Linked DNA regions of Homo sapiens: region 2 is linked to region 1. A link is a loop called in an ENCODE intact Hi-C map of the cell type or tissue named here. Cell type or tissue: heart right ventricle. All regions are shown on one strand. Links, peaks and the distances in the headings refer to the core of each region. The heading gives the core; the rest is flanking DNA.

The links. Hi-C counts contacts between places; a loop is a spot of excess contacts. Peaks named below come from ENCODE experiments on the same cell type or tissue, not always from the same donor. Only the 100,000 strongest peaks of a DNase experiment are listed, where the experiment ranks them.
Region 2: a loop joins it to region 1, with 2.0 times the contacts of the local background. A loop is called at or near these places in 4 of 110 quality-filtered maps.

What each region holds. Positions count from the first base shown.
Region 1 is chr15:87,603,462-87,606,381 of GRCh38, reverse strand. All of the region lies in intron 1 of LOC102724465 (a long non-coding RNA gene), which reads left to right. Among named protein-coding and RNA genes, the nearest start is that of LINC00052, 28 kb to the right of the region's middle. In heart right ventricle, for the core only: a CTCF peak has its summit at 1,318; no DNase peak of the experiment used is centred there.
Region 2 is chr15:87,493,475-87,496,394 of GRCh38, reverse strand. All of the region lies in intron 2 of LOC102724465 (a long non-coding RNA gene), which reads left to right. Among named protein-coding and RNA genes, the nearest start is that of LINC00052, 82 kb to the left of the region's middle. In heart right ventricle, for the core only: no CTCF peak of the experiment used is centred there; no DNase peak of the experiment used is centred there; H3K4me3 peaks cover 1,313 bases; H3K27ac peaks cover 2,500 bases.

The DNA of each region.
Region 1 (2,920 bases), core at 255-2,754:
AGAACTTCCCAAGTGATACTGGAAGTAAGAATTCTACAGAGCAAAGGCTTTCAAATGTCATAGGATGACTTAGTTGGAGGAGCATCAGGGGCAAATGCAAGGGAACTAATTTGTTTTTTGAGATGGAGTTTCACTTTTGTCATCCAGGCTGGAGTGCAATGGCCTGATCTCGGCTCACTGCAACCTCCGCCTCCCAGGTTCAAGTGATTCTCCTGCCTCAGCCTCCAGAATAGCTGGGATTACAGGTACCCACCACCATGTCTGGCTAATTTTTGTATTTATAGTAGAGATGGGGTTTCACCAGTTTGGCCAGGTTAGTCTTGAACTCCTGACCTCAGGTGATCCACCCCTCTTGGCCTCCCAAAGTGCTGGGATTACAGGCGTGAGCCACTGTGCCTGGCTACAAGGGAACTAATTTTAATGAGTGCCTATGATTTTTGTAGACTTCGTGTTAATTCTGCTTATAACCTATTGAGATAAGCAATGTTATTTCTGGTTTTCAGTTGAGGAAACTGAGGCTTAGCGTTGAAGTCACTTACCCAGACATGGAGTCAAGCAAGAGATGGAGTCTGAATTAGAGGCAACATCTGAGCCAGAAGCTCTGCCATAAATCTGCCCTCACCCACTCTCTTCCCAGCCCTTCAAACTGAACTTCTTTTCATCTTATTGTAATAGCATGCATCTCAACATTAAAAGAGAACAGCTATAGAAAAAAAATATGGGGCAGAGAAAAGAGATAAGTACAGTCACAATGTCAGGATTTGTTGTTTGTGATCTTGTGTATAAAGGTATGAAGCCAGAATTAGCTCTTTTTTCCCCAAGAACTGTGTGTGTTTAAGTATTATCCTGCACAAGTATGTAAATTTTTAAAACCCATTTCTCAATCCTTTTTCTATTTCCTTGAAGATACCCTTATAATACCATGCATGTGTGTGTGTGACAATTTTCCCTTTGCTGCTCTGCAGTTAGTGGATCAGGATCAACGATTGTGGCAGGAGGAAGAGGAGGAATAGAAAAGAATATCAAAGGCTGTATCAGCCGCCCAGTATTGATTAAACACTTTCTGTGTATCTTCCATTGTTCTAGGCACTGTGGGCACCACAGAGAGTGTAAGACAGGGTCACTTCTTTCTGAGACATTATAATGAGCTTAATTTCAAAGACCTTAATATCTGGTAGAAAAAAATAATGTCTGAATTAGGAAAGTAATAGAATCACAAAAAGCTAGGAGTTGAAAGGGACTTTATATTACTTGCCGCTGCATCCCTCACTGATGGATGAAGATGAAATTGTATTTTTGCGGCTTCACCGACAGGGGGCTCATGCTCCCTTGTAGTGGCACATCTTTACTCCATCACTTGTGCCTGATGACCCTAGTTCTGCTGTCAGGGCAGCTTAGTAAACGTCTCTTTCTTCTCATAAGAATGCCTGATAGATTAGAGGGTGGCTACTATCTCTTCCCTTAGCTGCTTTTTTTCTATCTACTCTTTCTGCAACCATTTCTGTGGTCATGTTTCAGAAACTTCACCATCCCTCCTCTGGATCCCCCCTAGTTAGTGTTAACAAGACTACTGAGAAAGAAGTATTGGGTTAAGAGAGACTTCATTTCTTTGTGCAGTTTGCAAACCAAAAATTTGATAAAGACTTCAGTACAAAACAAAGATGCATTCCCAGAGAACAAAGAGAGGGTTATGTTTTATAGAAAAAGTTCCCACATGGGCCCACTTATGCAAATGAGGGATGCACACTTGCTTAGTCCTGATTGATTGATGCTCATTGACTTCTGATTGGTGGATGCAGGTCACAGCCTATAGTTTGATTCAGGCAGCATAAACAGAAAAAGACAACTTTGAAAGTCCCAAAGTTATGTGTGTGTGGGTTTTCCTGGGATGCTGAGTACCTGTGTGACCTTTCTTCAGCAAATGGCTGCTTGGTTGTATTTTACATTTAGGCCCAGTTCGCCACTCAGGATCCATCTTTAAGGATTCACTCTTTTAGAGTTTATGTTGGCCAGAATCCTCCTTAAATATGATTGAGGGAAACAAGTGTAATCCTCCAAGATTGGCTGACTCGGGTAGAAGATGCTGCACCATTTTTCCAGCTCTGAACACTCTGCCTCTTTTATTGCGGGCTAAGTTTGTGGTAATATTTTAGCAGCTGCAGAATACCATTGGCACCCATTAAATGCATGCTGGTAAGCTTCAAATTATTTCCTTGGGGATGGATGTCAGGTTAAAGGCATTTTAGGGTAATTTTAAAGTATTTTAAGGAAGTTAGTCATCAAACTTGAGTGCTAATTCTGGTTTTACTACTATTTGGCTGTGAATCCTTGGGCAAGTCCCGTTTTCTGGGCTTCAAGTTAATATCCCTGTTAAATAAGGCAATTGAACTATTAATATATGATCTTTCAAGTCTCATATACTATTAAATTTCTGAGCGAAGGCTAAATTCCATCTCCTGTAAGAACAATTGCATTTTCGAACCCACATGCAAAATTTCACATTTGCCCCATTACGTTTGTCCCATTTATTCCAGAATGTTTTGGCCCAGGTTTCCAAGCTTTTAAGAACTTTTTGAATTACAAGCCCATAACTGAATGCATTGACTCTTGTGCTTCACAATGTTTCATTGGTAACAGATCAGCTGTTTAAGAAGCTCTTTTAGAATATTGTCTGACCAACTTCCTTCCTGATCTTGACTCTTTTCAACCTGGATTTCTCAACTCAGCCTATTCTTTGCTACCAATACTCCTTAGTTTATTAGCTGGCACTTTCTAGAACCTACCCTTTGCTGTTTTTGAGAAATTATGATTAAAATTATGTCTTTAGTCTTCAGGCTTATCTCCTTTTCACCCTTCTCAGTTCCTCAGAGTTCCCTGATTAAAATTTCGCACGTCTACAAATTCTTGATTCATGTGTGAT
Region 2 (2,920 bases), core at 176-2,675, 110 kb after region 1:
ATCCACCAAATCCAGAGCCTCACAGAGTGCCTCTGCTTCACACAATAGAGTTGTATGAAAGAATATATTTGAAGAGAAAGGTCACACTGCTAAAAATAGCTTATAACCTCCTGAAAAAAGACATGAGATGCCACTGAAGAATTTTAAGCAGGGCAGTGACAAGATTTAACTCACTGTGGTGGGACCGAGAGGAGAGGCCCTGGGGTTAGGGTATCCAGTTAGGGAATTCACACTGGGGCCTAGCAAGATGGTGAGAGCCTGAATCAAGGGGATAGCTGTTGGAACGGAGAGGAAAAGTCACTGGACTTGGTGGCCAATATGACTTTAGGATTTAAGCAAGAGGAAGGCATCCTGTATCTACAATATTTCTAACCTTGTGACAAGGTGAATCTTGGTGCCACTACTGAAAGGAGGGAGTAAGGTAGGAGAGCTTGATTTTGGAGGGTAGGTGGGGATGTAGGTTTGACCCTGTATATTTTGAAATCATTGTGCTTTCTGAATCTGCATCTAAAAATGGGTAGCAGCCAGGTGTACACATGAACCTGTTGCTCAAGAGAGAGTTTAGATTGGAGCTACTGATTTGGGAATCATTCATGATACAGGGTCACTTCAAGGCATGGAGTGAGAAAGATTAGGAATGAGAAGAGAGGACTTTTAAGCATGAGAAATGGGGAACATGCACATTGAATGCCAAGAAAGAAGCAGAGGGGCCTGAGAGGGATGGGACAGAGAGGCAATAAAAGAAACCAAAGGGTAAGTTATAGAAGCTAAGGGAAGAGAAAGTTGGAGTGGGGAGCTTGGTCAAATATTAACATGAAATCATGCAAGTTGTAGCCTGGCAAGTGTCTTTGTATTTGGCACTTAGAATGTTGATAAGATCTAAGAAGGCTATGGCTGCAGAAACCAGGTATTGGAGTGTAACTAGGAAATGACAAACAGAGGAAGCAAAGGAGAGGGAAGGATGGCAGAATGGGAGTTTGAGGACAATTACAGGCAAAGAGGAAGAAGCCAAGGGATAAGAGATAACAAAAGTCAAAGAAAGAGCGGACCTAATAGATAGACAAGTGACTCAAAAGAAGTTAGAATGACTGGGATTATGAACACCAGGGGAGGTGCTCACCACGGAGAAGGGACACCCCTTCAAGAACATCAAAATAGATAAAGACACATTGGAAGACTCTTTGAAATTTTTACAGTGTGTTTTTTTCATTTTAAATTTATAAAGTGCTTCTATGGGTTGAATGTTTGTGTCCCTCCCATCACCCAACTTCCACAATTCATATGTTGAGTCCTAATCCCCAGCGTGATGGTATTAAGAGGTGGAGGCTTTGGGAGATGATTAGGTCATAAGAGTGCTGCCCACATGAAAGGAATTAATGCTCTTATAAAAACAGCTTTCAGTGAGCTTGTTTGCTCTTTCTGCCATATAAGGTTACAGCTAGAAGGCACCATGTTCACAGCAGAGGGTGAGTCCTCACCACACAATGAATCTGCTGGTGCCTTGTTCTTGGACTTCCCGGCTACCAGAACTGTGAGCAATAAATTTATGTTGTTTGTAAATTACCCAGTCTATGATATTTTTGTTACAGCATCCCAAATACACTAAGACAAGTGCTTTGTGTAATTTCATTTGTAAAAGCCCCTACAGCCCTGAGATTCATGCCATAATTGTGTAAAAGGAGAAACTGAGGGAGAGAACCATGATATCCGACACCTAATCATCATATTGCAAATGGATGCTTCAGAATGCATGGTGATATTTCATTCAAACAGCCAAGGCAATCTTAATGGCATCAGCCTAGTGACTGAAAGGAGCTGAATGGTTATCAGACAGCTTAGCGCCTGGCTGGCCTCATGACAGAAATAACTGAATTGACTGAAAAAATATTCAGATTGTTGGAGTCATTCAGATAGTCTCAGACTGTAACTCAATTGGAACAAATGAAGACCAGTAAAGTTTGCATCTTTGCATTAACACAGAAGCAGCCAGCTGAAAAGTTTAAAATAAAATAAAATGTAAAAAATTAAACTGTTTATGTGATACATAAAATTCTATGAAAGTAGGTCTGATATTTGGTTTTCACTGAATTAAAAGAACAAGCCAGTTGTTTAGGTACTGTGTAGAAATAGCCAAAACCAAATGTACACCAGGGCTATTTATCTTCACTACCCACGATGTAAAAAATCAATATCACTCAGAAATGGTTATTCTCTTTTGTTGGGGAAATGGAGTGTAAGGGTATGGGAGAAGTTTATTGGATGGAGAAGGATTCTGTGATGGTATGGTCATAATGGAGTTTAAGCTTAATTATGACAGTAGCACACTCATGAGAGTTTTAATTCCACATAGGTAGTTTACTGAAGACAGCTGTCAGGTGACTAATGGAGGTTTGGCTATGACTTCATAATCCACACAGCTAGGCTTTTGCCCTAGGTATACAAACTGGCTGACATTAGCAGGCTTTCTCACTTGATAATCTTCTTTTATAACCAAAACTGATCAGTTTATTAAAAGAGTTAAGCACAGCAACAGCAAAGAGCCCTAAGTGTTTAAAGAATATAAATACAGAAAGTAAGACTTTAAAGATTCAGGCAGATTCAATTGGATTTTTTTTTAAGTTTGCTTTAGTTTTTATAAATACTCAACTGGAATGAGTATTTTATAAATACTAGACTGAAATCTATAAGCTAATAATTCTTTTCAGGGAAATACTGATTAGAGATGATCATTCAGGGTGCACTTTAAGTCTACCAATACCTTCTTACTTGTAGCTCAATCCCGATAAATGTCAATTAAGGGTCCAGTTGCCTTTCCATGCCTCCTAACCAGAGGATCTTGGAGCAGCATGTTCTGACCAACTCTTGAAAATAAAAGTTTCTATCCTCCTAGGAAAATTTGCTCTGTCATCAAGGCAAAAAT